Regions from separate parts of the Homo sapiens genome. Here regions 2 and 3 are each linked to region 1. A link is a contact called in ENCODE Hi-C or POLR2A ChIA-PET data. All regions are on one chromosome and are shown on one strand. Each heading gives the region's core, a stretch centred on a gene start or an enhancer-like site at or near the end of the contact. The rest is flanking DNA. Distances are from core to core; before and after follow the strand shown. Region 1 holds the start of HDAC5 (histone deacetylase 5). Region 2 holds the start of C1QL1 (complement C1q like 1). Region 3 overlaps ADAM11 (ADAM metallopeptidase domain 11).

What was found. Hi-C counts contacts between places; a loop is a spot of excess contacts on that map. ChIA-PET counts read pairs that join two places held with the same protein, here RNA polymerase II (POLR2A). Pooled maps may share reads with other maps.
Region 2: a loop to region 1 is called in a map of CD4-positive, alpha-beta memory T cell, with 9 times the contacts of the local background. The contact joins the promoter of C1QL1 here to the promoter of HDAC5 in region 1. A Hi-C loop is called at or near these places in 1 of 168 maps with a recorded cell type or tissue (CD4-positive, alpha-beta memory T cell) and 3 of 50 pooled maps. POLR2A ChIA-PET finds 5 or more read pairs at or near these places in 1 of 52 experiments (activated T-cell).
Region 3: a pooled map shows a loop between it and region 1 (6-fold over the local background). The contact joins the enhancer-like site here to the promoter of HDAC5 in region 1. A Hi-C loop is called at or near these places in 2 of 50 pooled maps. POLR2A ChIA-PET finds 5 or more read pairs at or near these places in 3 of 52 experiments (A673 and WTC11).

Annotation. Positions count from the first base shown.
Region 1 is chr17:44,120,786-44,125,600 of GRCh38, forward strand. It overlaps HDAC5 (histone deacetylase 5), which reads right to left and starts at 2,856. Exons shown (of 27, transcript NM_005474.5): 1 at 2,719-2,856. RefSeq lists silencers at 2,548-2,687, 2,738-2,837, 2,908-2,967 and enhancers at 3,058-3,217, 4,364-4,815.
Region 2 is chr17:44,965,897-44,970,711 of GRCh38, forward strand. C1QL1 (complement C1q like 1) reads right to left here and starts at 2,407. Exons shown (of 2, transcript NM_006688.5): 1 at 1,556-2,407. The coding sequence starts at 2,152. It also overlaps the pseudogene LOC112268183. RefSeq lists silencers at 2,338-2,697, 4,534-4,603.
Region 3 is chr17:44,774,253-44,779,067 of GRCh38, forward strand. ADAM11 (ADAM metallopeptidase domain 11) reads left to right here. Exons shown (of 27, transcript NM_002390.6): 12 at 43-127; 13 at 240-330; 14 at 446-497; 15 at 960-1,059; 16 at 1,142-1,213; 17 at 1,332-1,424; 18 at 1,875-1,955; 19 at 2,493-2,543; 20 at 2,647-2,710; 21 at 2,914-3,013; 22 at 3,230-3,349; 23 at 3,443-3,611; 24 at 3,700-3,814; 25 at 3,900-3,990. Among named protein-coding and RNA genes, the nearest start is that of ADAM11, 18 kb to the left of the region's middle. RefSeq lists a silencer at 1,639-1,958 and enhancers at 1,796-2,296, 4,391-4,815. Within about 2 kb of position 2,164, at least 9 of the 41 ENCODE cell types and tissues checked have a DNase peak (open chromatin) inside an H3K27ac peak, as active enhancers do.

The DNA.
Region 1 (4,815 bases), core at 1,606-4,105:
TCAAAGGCACTAGGAATTTATCTTGACCCCTCCTGACCATGGCCACAGCCTACCACTTTCCTCAGCCTCTGAGAGCTTCTGTTGCCTAGTGCCTCCCCCAAGCTAGGCCAACAGAAGCCCAGAAGGATCAGAGCCATGAAGGGTGGCTGACTTGGATGTCCAGGCCCCAAACCAGGGAAAGGGGGAGGGTGACAGGGAAGGAAAAAAGGCACCAGGCTGACAAATTCATTTTTGCAATCGGCCCATTTCTGTTTGTCTGCTCAGACGCAGCTCCAGGCATCTGCACAAGCCAGATGGAGGAGGCTGCTATTTCTAGAAAAAAAAAAAAAAAAAAAAAGAGAGGGGGGTGGTGAGAGGGGAGGAAGGGAGGAGGCGGAGGCAGAGGGCAGAAGACGGGGTCTGTTTGCCCTAAAACCTCAGGCAGAATGATACCCTCTTCCCAGCACTACCAGGCAGGGTCCCCATTCAAGAAAGGGCTGCGGCTGGGCCTGGGGTGAGGTGGGATAGGGAAGAAGAAAGGCAGAGAAAGTTTAATTAGCTAAAGTCGGCTACAATAGGCCCCCTCACGGGCTACATCAGGTTTTCATTCATGAGCAAGCTACAGTGCTCCAAAAATGCCAAGAACCACCCCCCCTTGCTGTCTCCCCCTTCCCCCCCCTACTGCCACCAACAGGAGTGCGTCCTCTAGCAGGCTGGCTGAGCCTAATGCTGTGTTCCAGACATCCCTCCTCAAAGGGATGTGAGTAGGAAGAATTAATTATTAAAGAGCAGCTGGTACTTCAGCACCGACTGCACTACCCCCAGCTCCTATAGCTGATGCCCCCTCCCCCACTATGCGGGAACACAAATGACCCCCGCCCAACATTCCCAGGCCCCATTTCTAAACACACAATTAAGATGCCACCCCTACGGAAGGCAAAGCAAACCTTTGTCTCTGCAGCTACTTGGGGTGGGTGGGGCATGTGAAACTGCTGCCCCCCTCCAAATTACATGATCCAGCCAAAGTAGGAGGATATATTGGAAAAGAAGGGGAGGCTGGCACAGAACTAACATTTCCTCCATCCTTGCCCCCAAGTAACCCACACTTGAGATCTGTCTCTCTGGTCTCTGGCATGCCCACATTCCCAGGACAGAGTGGAGATACTGGGGGCCCATTTCTCTAACTCAGAGAGACCCCTACTGCTTTGTCAAGAAAGCCCAGATCCAAGTTCAAGTGAAGAGAGGGCAAAGAGAGGAGTCAAGAAAAGAGGAAGGAGACAAACCAAGATCTCCCCAAGCTTTGTGTTTAGGGAGGGAGAGGAAGGAGGGAAGACTGGAATGAAGAAGCAGGCAGCCCCCAACATGGCTCATCCACCATCCAGCCCAGCCAGCCTAGCCCAGCCCAGCCCAGCCCAGCATCTCAACAGCCAGCATAGGCTCAGGGTGCCTAGGACTGGGGAGACTGAAGACCATGCCTGCCTGCCTACATCCTCTGAAACTAAGAGGAAGCCAAAGGCAGGACCCAGACCCAGACTGCAATCCTGCAAGGCAATCTGGCTAGGGGTCCCTCTGACCAAGACTCCTGGATCTCACCCTCCCCCCCACCTCCTTTTGTTCCCATAATCTGGCTCCATCCTCCCCTCCCAGTTGGACACTGAAACCAATCACCACCACCTCCCCAAGCTCCAAATCTAATCCCAGATCCCAAAAGCATGGTGGTCACTGACTGAGTGATGGGTCCCTTTTGCACCCTCCTAAAAGCAACTGCAGCTGTTACCTTTCCTCTTTAGGGACACACCTCATTTCAGAAGGGGTATCAGCCAGGGGTATCAAGTGGTCATCTCCTCTCCCAAAGGAAGCACCCAACCTCCCCACTTCAACAGCCCCCACCAAGCTCCCAGATTAATTACTTACACCCAGCCAGTTCTCATCTTCCCCAGGGCCCCAGGGAAGGGTGGGGTGGAGAAGCTGACTCCCCCCAAGTTAATAAGGCACTGGTAGTGCCCCCGCTTCCATGAGATACAGATCCAGGATGAAAAATGGGGGGCATCCACCCAAGACAAGAAGGGGTTGGGGGGGAGCTCCATTTCATCTCCTAGCTCTCGCATCCTGGCTCCAAGGTGTCAGACAGGAGAAGAGGGTGGCAACAAACGCAGTAACGCCTCACAGGAGACGGGGTGAGAATAATGGGAGAGAGAAGTAAGGTGGACTCCGCAGTCCCCCTCCTCATGCACGGAAGTCAAGGACATAAAATCAAGGATGCGTTCGTAGCTATGGGGAGAAGCGCTCTGGGTGGACAGCACCCCTCACCTCAGAGTACCAAGAAAGGGGTGTCCAGCGAAGAGGGGTCTGCACAGAATCCGGGTGCAGGGCTCAAATGGCTCTGCAACGCAACATGCGCCGCCAGGGAAGGGGCAAATCAGACAACCCCGGCCGGTCTCCGAGCCATTTGGGGGCGCAGGGCGCGAGAAGGCGGGCCCCTCCCTTACCTGTAGGGAAGGCGCCCCTGTCTGGGAGGGGCAGGGAGGGGCGCGCGCAGCAACCCCGATGTCCCGCTCACGGGCTGCCGATGCTCCCGGGGGGCGCCGGCTGGCTCCCAGGGCCGGGAGGAAGGAAGGGGGGCGCGGAGCGCGGCGCGCGCGCTGGGAGCCCGCGGACAGAGACAGCAGGAGGAGGGGGCGCCGCCTCGCGTCCCGGGGTCCGGGGAAGATGGGATCTGGGCCGGGGCGGCGCGCTCACCCGCTGCGGCTCGAGCTCCGGCTTCGCGGGCGGCGGCGGCAGCAGCGGCGGCGGCAGCGGCGGCAGCACCTCCTCGACGGCTCCTCCATCTTTGCGGCGGCTCCTCCGGCTCCGCTCGCCGCCGCCACCAACAACAACATTCGGAGACGTCACTCCCGTCACGTGACCCGACCCGGAGCTAAAAATAGACCCAGACCCCCCCCCCAGCCCCCCCCGCCTTCCCCTTGCCCGCAGCCACCACCAACCCCTCCCCTGCCTCTCGGCCCTCCCCGCCGGGCGGGGCCAGCGACGCCATCGTGACAGCTCCTTAAAGGGCCAGTGCCCAGCACAGGGTTCGGCCGAGACGGGGTGGAAGGGAAGGGATCGGAACCCAGCGAGCAGGAGTGGAAGGATCGCTGCAGGGGCCGAGTATGGATGCTGGGGCTCAACCTTTGGATTGTAAAAGTTTCCTCCTTGCGCTCCCCGGACTTTCTTTTCAAAACGTGGATGGTGCAATCGTCGCTTGCCTAAGCTGCTCCCCTAACACGCCCTCCCGCGGTCGGGGAGGGGACCTGGGGATAGATTCCCAGGGGCTGGGAGGGCCACCGCAGCCTCTGCAGCGGGGCCTGGCTGCGGGTGGATGGTTCGGACAAGTCTCGAACTCGCCAGCTCTGACCGCACACACTGCATCCGTGCCAGGGAAAGAAAAGCCTGGGAAAGGCCAGGGTATGGCTGTAACACTCCAAGGCCTTCAAAAGGGCAGACCAGCAGACCAGGAGCCGGAAAGACTTCCCTGACTTTGGTGCCATCCACGCTACATCTCCTCTTGGTACACAGTATGAACATGTTTAATTAGACCTAGACAATTTGTCAATGACCCAGCAATTCCACTAACAAAAATGTATTCCAAATAAATAAACGTTGTTATGTTAAAAAATGAACATGAGATTGTTTGTAATGATGTGAAAAGTTGAAAACAACCTAAATATCCATCGATAGGGAATTGGCAAGCAAAGCAGGAGACATTCATTCAGTAAAATATTATCCAGACATTAAAAGTTTTATAGGGGACCGGGCATGGTGGCTCACGCCTGTAATCCCCGCACTTTGGGAGGCGGAGGCAGGCGGATAACCTGAGGTCAAGAGTTTGAGACCAGCCTGGCCATTATGGTAAAACCCCGTCTCTACTAAAAATACAAAAAAATTAGCCGGGCGTGGTGGCAGGCGCCTGTAATCCCACCTACTCAGGAGGCTGAGGCAGTAGAATCCCTTGAACCTGAGAGGCGGAGGTTGCAGTGAGCCAAGATCGTGCCATTGCACTCCAGCCTGGGCAACAAGAGTGAAACTCTGCCTCAAAAAAAAAAGTTTTAAAGGGGCCAGGTGCATTGGCTCTTGCCTGTCATCAATCCTAGCACTTTGGAGGCCGAGGCGGGAGGATTGCTTGAGCCCAGTTCAAGACCAGCCTGGGTAACATGGCGAGACACTGTCTGTATTTTAAAAAAGAGGCCGGGCGTGGGCCGGGCATGGTGGCTCACGCCCGTAATCCCAGCACTTTGGGAGGTCGAGGCTGGTGGATCACGAGGTCAGGATGTCGAGACCACCCTGGCTAACACAGTGAAACCCGTCTCTACTAAAAATACAAAAAATTAGCCGGGCGTGGTGGTGGGCGCCTGTAGTCCCAGCTACTTGGGAGGCTGAGGCAGGAGAATGGAGTGAACCCGGGAGGCGGAGGTTGCAGTGAGCAGAGATCGCGCCACTGCACTCCAGCTTGGGGAACAAAGCGAGACTCCGTCTCAAAAAAACAAAAAACAAAAACAAAAGAAGAAGAAGAGGCCAGGCGCGGTGGCTCACGCCTGTAATCCCAGCACTTTGGGAGGGCGAGGCGGGCTGATCACAAGGTCAGGAGATCGAGACCATCCAGGCTAACACGGCGAAACCCTCTCTACTAAAAATACAAAAAAAAATTAGCCGGGTGTAGTGGCGGGCGCCTGTAGTCCCAGCTACTCGGGAGGCTGAGGCAGGAGAATGGCGTGAACCCTGGAGGCAGAGGTTGCAGTGAGCCGAGATCACGCCACTGCACTCCAGCCTGGGCAACAGTGTGAGACTCCGTCTCAAAAA
Region 2 (4,815 bases), core at 1,157-3,656, 840 kb after region 1:
TAATAGGGGGAATCATGGGGCTGTCTGCAGAATGAGCCTTTGCTGGATACTGGGGCCTCCCATTTGGTCAGGAACCAAGGACAAAGAGGAGAGACACGGGGATGTCTGATAGACACACGTGGGAAAGAGAGACATACAAGGAATAGAGAAGAGTGGGGTTAGATCCGGGGAGGAGAGGCCAGAAACCCAGGGAGAGATGGAAAAGGCAGACACAGGAGAGAGATGGACAAGAAACAGCAAAATAGAAGAAAGAGGCAGGGGAGAGGCAGAAACCAGAGAAAAGGTGTTGGCGGGGCAGCAGCCAGGCAGAGGAAAGAGAAGAAGGGCTGACTTATAAGCACCTGGCAGGCTATCTGCTCACTTTCCCTGCCTGCCCCTGTCTCTGCCCCTAAGACTTGCAGACCCGCAGGCTGGCAGAGCCTCAGGGCAGTGCTGCTGTGGGAAGGGTTCCAACAAGGTCTTGTATCTTAATCGTGAGAGATTCCTTCTCAACTTCCACTAGCTCAGCTTTAGTTCTGACCAGTGGTCCCCTTCTTCGAAGAGAATGCTCAGCCTGACCACACCCCCAGGTCACAGGCCACCACGAGTGAGAGCACTGGGAAGGGAGGTGGTATCAAGAGAGCTGGCTAAAATTGTCACCCCAGGGCGGGGCTGGGTGGAGGCTGGTCCTGGGGTCGGCCATTCCAAGGAGAGCTACACGCACATGCGAGTCCCGGTACCAGAGTCCCCGACACACTCAGTGCTTTCCAGCTGCAGCGTCTGAGATGGGGACGGAGAATGGAGAGGACCCCACACACTCCAGAGTCAGGAGGGGCTGGAGCTGGGAGACCAAGAGGAGGGGGAGTTTCCATCTCTTCCACCACCCCCCACCCCCCACCCCCTCCCCGCCTCAGGAGGAAAAACTCCCCCGCCCCCCAGACTGCCTTCTTTTTGGGGAAGCTCTGCTACAGTGGGAAACAGCTCCCCAACTCCCGGATTTTGCAAAGGGTGTCAGATTCGCCCAATGGTCCCTTCTCCAGGGCAGGGGAGGCACTGCAGCCAGGGCTGTAAGCACCGGGCTCCCTTTGCCTTTGTGCCCCAAACATTTCCTGCAGCCAGCCTTCTCCGCTCGCGCCCATGGCCACGCGCCTAGGCGCCCGCGGGCGCGGATGCTGCTTCTCCCTGTTCCATACGCCAGAGCCCATCCTTGCCCTCCCCTTATCGCCCACTGCTGTCGGCCCGAATCCACTTCCCAAGGGGCAAGCCCCCAAGGGCAAGTCCGTGCACCTGGGAGCCCTGCGCTCTGACTAGTTGGGTTCATTTCCCGCATTTCCAGTAGCGTTCCAGACGGTGCCCAGCAGCGTCTGTCTTGGAGCGGGAACCCAGGAACTGAGGATCGGCGATGTCCGCTGGCTCCGACCATCCCCACACGTGATGACCAAGCGGGGCCGCTGTGGGGTGGGATCTCCACCTGCGTCCGCCTGGCGCCCCCGCCAACTCCGATCAGGTACCCATTTGCCCCGGGCTCCCTGGGTGCCCTGGGCCCAGCCCAGCCCCATGCCCCCGCCTGGCCCACCTGGCCATTCTTGCAGAGGTCTGCCCACATACTGGTGCCGTCGCCGCCGCGCATGAGGACATGGTAGGTGAAAAAGTAGGTGCCGGGAATGTTGCACGTAAACTTGCCGCTGGCCGCGTCGTAGTTGTTGCCTAGGTTGGTGACCACGTCGTCAAACTTGAGTACCTCGTAACCCTCGTGGGGGTTCTTGAGGCCGGCGTAGAAGGCCACGCGCGGCACCGTGGTGTAGGTGGCAGTGCTGATGGCGCCGCTGCCCCCCGCGCCCGGCAGCCCCGGAGGGCCCGGCTTGCCTGGCTCACCCTTCTCCCCCGGCGGCCCCACAGGGCCGGGAGGACCTGGGTCCCCGGGAGGCCCCGGAGGGCCGGGCTTGCCGGTGCGGCCCGGCTTCCCCTGGGGGCCCTGCACCAGCGTGGAAGGCGGGGGCGCGCCGCTCTGCTCGCTCAGGGCGTCGCCGCCGTCGGTCCGCGCGCCGGCGCCGGGGCCCCGCGCGGGGTAGGGGTCGCACACCATGCGGCAGGTGCCCAGCATCTCATAGTGGCCTTCCGGGCCGCCCGAGCTCACCAGCACGGGGATGAGCACCACCAGCACCAGCAGCATCACCACACCCGCGGCGGCCGCTAGCAGCGTCTTTCGGCCCGCGCGGAGCCTGGGGAGCGCCGGGCCGCCCGGCCGCGCCGTCGGGGCAATGGTGCCGGCGGGCAGGGGGCGCGGGCTAGGCGCCCGCGCTCAAGGACGGTCCGGCGGGGCTGCGGGCATGGGGCCGGGCCCGGGGCGCCGCGCTGCGCTGGCTGCGCTGCGGAGCCCAGCCGCCGGCTCCTGCCTCGCGCCTCCCTCCTGCTGCGCTGCCGGACTGAGCGCCGCGGCCGCCGCCTCCCGCCTCCCGCCTCCCGCCTGCAGCCTCCCGCCTGACTCCTCCCGCCTCCTTGAGCCGGGCCACCGCCCCCTCGGCCGGGCCCCGCCCCGCCAGCTCCGCGCGGCTCTGGGCTCTCTAGGGGTGGGGCTGCGGGCGGGGCCGGCGCCTAATTGGGCCGCGGGCGCCTCGAGGTGGGCGGGGCATAAGGGGGCGGGGCCGCGGAGACCCCGGGCGGGAGCAGGGAGAGGAAAGAAGAGACTGAGTACGCGGAGACCGAGATTCGGAAATGGGGTGGGGGCCGGGGTCCGAGAGACCCGAGAGGCGCTCCAAGGGAAGGGGAGAGTAGGGACCAAAATGCGAAAGGGAGAGAGGGCCACAGGGAGAGCTAGAGAGCTCCGAGGGGATCGGGAGAGGAGAGGCTTCGAGGGTCGGTCACCAGGAAAACAGAGGGACTGGGGTCGCGACGGGCCAAGACCCGCAGGGGGCGGAAGCGAGGGGATAGCGCCCAGGTCTGCAGGGGACAAAGAGCGATTGAGGGGAGGACGGAGCGGGGAGCTGGAAGGTAGGATGAGAAAGGGGGTTATGAAGCGAAGAAGAGGATACGGAGGGGACCATTTGGCACTCAGGCCTCGCAGACCACCCGTCTGGGAGATCCAGATATCGGATGAATGCCTGTCCGGGGGCCCAGCGGAGCCAGACGGCAGCCGCCTCCTCCTTTCTGGATCTGACTGTTCCGGGACCCGTCTCCCCCGAGGTGGGGCAGGAGCTTCCAACCCCTCCTCGCCTCTGCCCCTTCCTCACCGAACTGTGGCCAGGCTGCTTTTTCCTGGGCCCTTTTCTTCCATCTCCCTCTGCTCAATCCCTTTACTTCTGCCTCTAGACCAGGGAGAAAAGGGGATCCTAAAAAGGTGGGCACCCCCACGTTATTTCTCCATGCTGACAGATGCAAATACGTCCCTGAGGGGTAACCCCCTTTTCCAGCCTCCAGGATGAGGGGTGGATCTCATCCAGCCCCTCAGCTCCTCCTCCCTCACTCCCCAGCCTCCTCCGCCGCCCCCTAACTCTTCTCCCCATCAGGCTGTGGGAGGCTCTCCTCTTCCTCAAGTGCAGCAAAGTGTTTAGGTTGCATAAACCGAAACGTGTCTGCTTCCATCAAAATATTTGTCACATTATCTGAGGCCCAGGTCGGGCTGCTCCACCGCTCCTCCTTCGCCCTCCTTTATCCGGCCCACCGGGGAGGATTCAGCCATTCGGAGGCGACTGGCCGGCTGCTAAAGAATGACATCCCAGCCTCTCCTCTCCCGAGAGCTACCCCCCGCCGGCTCACACTCTCCCTGTTGACCCTTCACCATGGGCAAAATGATTCCCTGGCCTTCCCTACCCAAGGTTGAGGTCGCTCACCTCATCCAGGGCTGGGAGTAGAAGGACACAGGGACATCCAACGAGGGGGCTGTGAAAGAGGACCCTCCAAGCACTAATGGCTGAGGCCAGGTTGGAGTGACCCCACCACCACCAAGGAGGGAGCTAAAAAATTTTCAATAAGTAGCATTTATTCAGGGTTTACTCTGTGCTAGGCCCTGTGTTGAATGTTTTACATACATGATCACCCTTGATCTTCACATCAGTCCAAAGAAGTAAAATCCAAGATTATTTTAATTTTACAGATGGAGAACTGAGGCTCTGGGAAGTTAAGAGATTTGCTTAAAGTCACACAACTAATAAGTGGGAGAGCCGGGACTCAAACTCGTAGCCTGGCTCCAGGCTCTTCCAACCTCAGCGCGATAGAGTCTCTAGGTACCGTTTACTGCCCAAAGCCCAGGGGTAGGGGGCTCAGGGCAGCCAGACCTCCCTAGGCTCAGGAAGAGTAGTCTTCAGCGCTCGGCTGTCAGGCAATCCGGTCCCCGGTTCCCCACGGCGGTCTCCTCGGTGTGCCCCACCAAGAGCGACAGGGCTGGTGACCCGAGGGGCGCGTGCGCGGTCGTCAGCCTGGGATTTGCACGGACCCCCTTCTCCCTAGTACGCTCGCTCGGGGGCCCCTCCTCTGCTACGCCGCTGGGGCTCGCCCGCCACCCACAGCCCTCGCAGAGCCCTCCGGGCACACCGCGGCTGGCCGCCCGGGGCCAAGGATGGGGCGGGAGCGCCCACCCACCCCCGCGCCGGCCGGGGCATCCAAGAGGCGCGCTCGCAGCCACACGGCGCCCCGCCTCCCGCTCCGAAAAAGCTCCTGCTCCCCTGGCGCGGTGTGGCGTCTCCGTCAGCCCAGCCGGATTCTCCCCGCTTCGCTGGAGTGGAAAATAACGGCTTCAAACTTTGCAGAGAGGAGCTGGTGCCAGCACTTTAATTAACAGCCATCTTGGCCTGTGAGCTGGGGCCACCGGCTTGGCGCCTCCCCTGGGCTCGCCAAGCC
Region 3 (4,815 bases), core at 914-3,413, 650 kb after region 1:
GGGGAGGGCAGGAGGCCATCCTGACAGCGCACTCCCTTCCAGGGGCAGGACCTTCCAGAGCACGAGCAGCGGGGCAGCCTACGTGGGGGGCATATGCTCCCTGTCCCACGGCGGGGGTGTGAACGAGGTGAGCAGTGGGGGGACATGGCTGGGGTGGCGGCTGAGGGAAAGGGGCTTCAGGGGCACGACGTGCCTGTTGGAAGATGTAGACATCTGTGCCCCATCTTCCCCACCCCCAGTACGGCAACATGGGGGCGATGGCCGTGACCCTTGCCCAGACGCTGGGACAGAACCTGGGCATGATGTGGAACAAACACCGGAGCTCGGCAGGTATCCTCCCCCAGAGGCCCCCGTGTGGCCCACGCCCAGCAGCTCTGGAACGGGAGGGTGACAGTGGGAGGGGTGGTCCTTGGCCTCCCTCATATCCGCCTGGCTCACCCCTCAGGGGACTGCAAGTGTCCAGACATCTGGCTGGGCTGCATCATGGAGGACACTGGGTGAGTTCTTGGGGACAAACCGGGGGAAGGTCTTGGGCGAGGGGAGTCTTAGAGCGAGCATTGTTTGGCAGTCTGGACCAGGGGGCTCAAGAGGCCCAGCTCACAGAACCACTCAGGATCCCAAGAAGCCCAGTTTTCCGCAAACACTGCCCCGGGAGACCCAGATTTCCCTGCTGGGACACCAAAACCGGCCAGGCTGCAGTGCGCATCGTGGCCACTGGGCGCCGCCCAAGCCTCGCATGGAGACACCTTCCCTCCAGCGCGGCTGCGAGTCCCCAGGTTCAGCGGAGGGGATGGGAGCGACAGGGACAGGCGGGAGGATTCTGGTGCAATCCCGGGGCAGATCCTCCGCCTCCTCGCGATGGTGACGAAGTCCCCCAGTGTACCCCCTCCCCAGCCTTGAGAGGGGTGAGGGTGGGTTGGAGGGGAGCAGCCAGCAGCACCTCCCCTCGCCCTATCCAGGTTCTACCTGCCCCGCAAGTTCTCGCGCTGTAGCATCGACGAGTACAACCAGTTTCTGCAGGAGGGTGGTGGCAGCTGCCTCTTCAACAAGCCCCTCAAGGTACCAGCCCCGCGGCGGGGAGCATGGGAGCGGGCCCTGGGCGGGGTCCGGGCCAGACTCCCGACCTGTCCTCCCGGTCCAGCTCCTGGACCCCCCAGAGTGCGGGAACGGCTTCGTGGAGGCAGGGGAGGAGTGCGACTGCGGCTCGGTGCAGGTGAGCGGTGGTGCGGGCGCCAGGTGGGGAACCGGGATGCGGGGGTGGGCACGAGGGAGCGTCTGAGTGGGAGGATTAGGGCTCGCCCGCCTCCTTCCCCTCCTCCCGCGTCCCTCAGGAGTGCAGCCGCGCAGGTGGCAACTGCTGCAAGAAATGCACCCTGACTCACGACGCCATGTGCAGCGACGGGCTCTGCTGTCGCCGCTGCAAGGTAAGCAGGACCGGCCGGGAGGCGGGGCCAGGACGCAGGAGGAGCGATTGGAGGCCTTCATATAAGGGGTGGGAGCTAGGGAGGGAAGCGGAGCCTTCGGGGACGAAGGCCTCTGGGGCAGGGCTTGATGCGAAGACAGCGCCAATGGGGAGCAAGGGGCGGGGCTGAAGGATGTTGAAGGCGGGGCTACGAGGAGCGGGAAGGGAAGGCTGCCCAGAATCAAGGAGGGGCGGGAAGGTGGGCGGGCTTGGGGGCGGTGCTGAGTGCGCTGGGAGCGAGGTGGGGAGCGTTCAAGAGGTGGTGGGAGCAGGGAAATAAGAACAGGCCTGAAACGGGGCCCTGGGGAGCTGGAGGGCCCGGGGATGTGGGGGTCCAGAGAGCGAGGGGCCTGGGGAGGGCAGGGCCGAGGCATCCATCCTGCCTGACTCGAGGAGCGCGTCTCTTCCCTAGTACGAACCACGGGGTGTGTCCTGCCGAGAGGCCGTGAACGAGTGCGACATCGCGGAGACCTGCACCGGGGACTCTAGCCAGGTCCGCCCGGCCCCGCCGTCTTGTGGAGCCCTGGGCGAGGCAACCCCTACCCTTGTCGATTTGGTTTTCCCGGACGAGTGCTCAGCACTCCCCTCCTCTCCACAGCTGGCATCGACCTCCACTGATCAGACTGTTTTCTTATCTGAGAAAGGGGTTCTTCATGCTCCTGGCCTTGTTCCTTCAATCATTAAACCAGAATGTATCGTCTGGCTGGTATTCCCAGCGCCTGGCCCGGTGCCTGGTGTAGGTTAGGGATCAGAGTAGACGATAATATTAGTTAACATCTATTACAACCTAATTACATGCCAGGCATTTATCTCCCAGCCCTACGAGGGAGGGAGGCTGGAGCGGCTCTGGGGCTTGCAAATCCGTGTGGTCTGGGTCCAGAACCAGACAGATCGCTTGTCCTAGGCGTGGAAGAGCCCTGTGGCATGAGCCCCCAATGGGGGGCACTTGGTACCCCAGCATTCCTCCCTGGGGCAGCCCTCAGCTCCAGTCCTGGGACTGCTCCGCTCAACCCCACCCCTCTCTCCACAGTGCCCGCCTAACCTGCACAAGCTGGACGGTTACTACTGTGACCATGAGCAGGTATGATGGCTGCCCCCTGAGCCTGGGATTCAGGGCAGTCTCTTGTCTCCACTCTGACCACTCAGCATCTCCATCCCTTGCCTCTTAATTCTTGGACTCTCAGGGCCGCTGCTACGGAGGTCGCTGCAAAACCCGGGACCGGCAGTGCCAGGTTCTTTGGGGCCATGGTGAGTCTGGCTAGGGCTGGGAGTGGGGACTCCGGAGGACCCAGAGCTGAGAAGCTGGGGAGAGTGGGTTCCAGCTGAACAGGCCCCCAAGTGTGTAGCTCCCCAGGATCTCAGGGACCCAGGCAGAGTGTGGGAGATGCAGGCCTGAGGTCTTGGGGTGGGTCCTGGGGCGCGTGGGGTCACTTGGCATCCTCTCCCCACAGCGGCTGCTGATCGCTTCTGCTACGAGAAGCTGAATGTGGAGGGGACGGAGCGTGGGAGCTGTGGGCGCAAGGGATCTGGCTGGGTCCAGTGCAGTAAGCAGTGAGTACTGAGGCTCCCAGAGGGCCTCTCAGCTCCAGGGCAGGTGTGAGACTTTTCAGAGATGGGGCAGCAGGTTCTCCCAGGAGGAGCCTGTCAGTCCCAATGGGCGGGCACGTGGCAAATGAGGTGGCAGGGTGCAGGGTGAGGGCAGATTAGAGTTCAGTAGTTGAGTCTGAGGTCAAACTTGGGGCTCACTGTCTCTATATGCCCCAACAGGGACGTGCTGTGTGGCTTCCTCCTCTGTGTCAACATCTCTGGAGCTCCTCGGCTAGGGGACCTGGTGGGAGACATCAGTAGTGTCACCTTCTACCACCAGGGCAAGGAGCTGGACTGCAGGTGCTGGCCAGGACCAAGACTAGGGAGGGGAGGTTGCAGCTGTGCTGGGGGTTAGGAGACAGGGGGCTGAGGCTGGCTGTGTCACTTCCCCAGGGGAGGCCACGTGCAGCTGGCGGACGGCTCTGACCTGAGCTATGTGGAGGATGGCACAGCCTGCGGGCCTAACATGTTGTGCCTGGACCATCGCTGCCTGCCAGCTTCTGCCTTCAACTTCAGCACCTGCCCCGGCAGTGGGGAGCGCCGGATTTGCTCCCACCACGGGGTGACTGCCTGGAGCCTGGGATGGCGGGAGAAGCTTACAAGAGGGGACAGGCCCCTGCTCACCTCTCCTGGCCCTGCCCTGCCTCTAGGTCTGCAGCAATGAAGGGAAGTGCATCTGTCAGCCAGACTGGACAGGCAAAGACTGCAGTATCCATAACCCCCTGCCCACGTCCCCACCCACGGGGGAGACGGAGAGATATAAAGGTGAGGCTGGAGCTGGCCGAGGGGGGTCTGTCTGTCCTGCTCTCTATGCCTGTCCTTGCCAGCTAAGCCCTGCCATCCTCCCCAGGTCCCAGCGGCACCAACATCATCATTGGCTCCATTGCTGGGGCTGTCCTGGTTGCAGCCATCGTCCTGGGCGGCACGGGCTGGGGATTTAAGTAAGAGACACACACACCCTGTGCCCCCTGGCATCCTTGAGGGGGGATCAGAATCCCTACTGGTGGAGCTGAGGGGGCCCTCCCTGAAAGCCCAACTGAACCAGAGCTCACACGTCATAGGTCCAAGTAGCCTGCAGGGCTTAACATTTAGAAACTAGGAGATTTTAGGCTAGATGAGGTGGCTCACGCCTGTAATCCCAGCACTTTGGGAGGCCAAGGCAGGCGGATCACCTGAGGTCAGGAATTCAAGACCAGTCTGGCCAACATGGTGAAACCCCGTCTCTATTAAAAATACAAAAATTAGCCAGCCATGGTGGTGCGCACCTGTAATCCCAGCTACTTGCGAGGCTGAGGCAGAGAATTGCTTGAACCGGGGAGGTGGAGGTTGCAGTGAGCTGAGATCGCACCATTGCACTCCAGCCTGGGTGACAGAGCAAGACTGCGTCAAAAAAAAAAAAAAAAAAAAAAAAAGAAAGAAAGAGAGAAAGAAAAGAAAAGAGAAAAGAAATCAGGAGATTTTACACTAGCAATTCGGATTTCCAGCTCTGGAAACATGAAAAGGTTGAGCCCCAGCGTGCCTCTAAGCATCCCCAAATAGCCACAGAGTGGAGCTGGGCAGGGGCCACCCAAGCCAGGCATGTGTCCTCCAGTCTCCAGTCCCCACCCAGCCTATAATGCTTTGTGCGTGTCTAAGTTTGGGGTCCTTGTGCTGGTCTAACCCCCTTAATGTGCAGAGGAGGAACCCATGGCCCAAGGTCACATGATTGAGTTAGTAGCAGAGTCAGAGCTGGAACCGGGACGCATTTTTGTGGGTGCCCTGGGTAA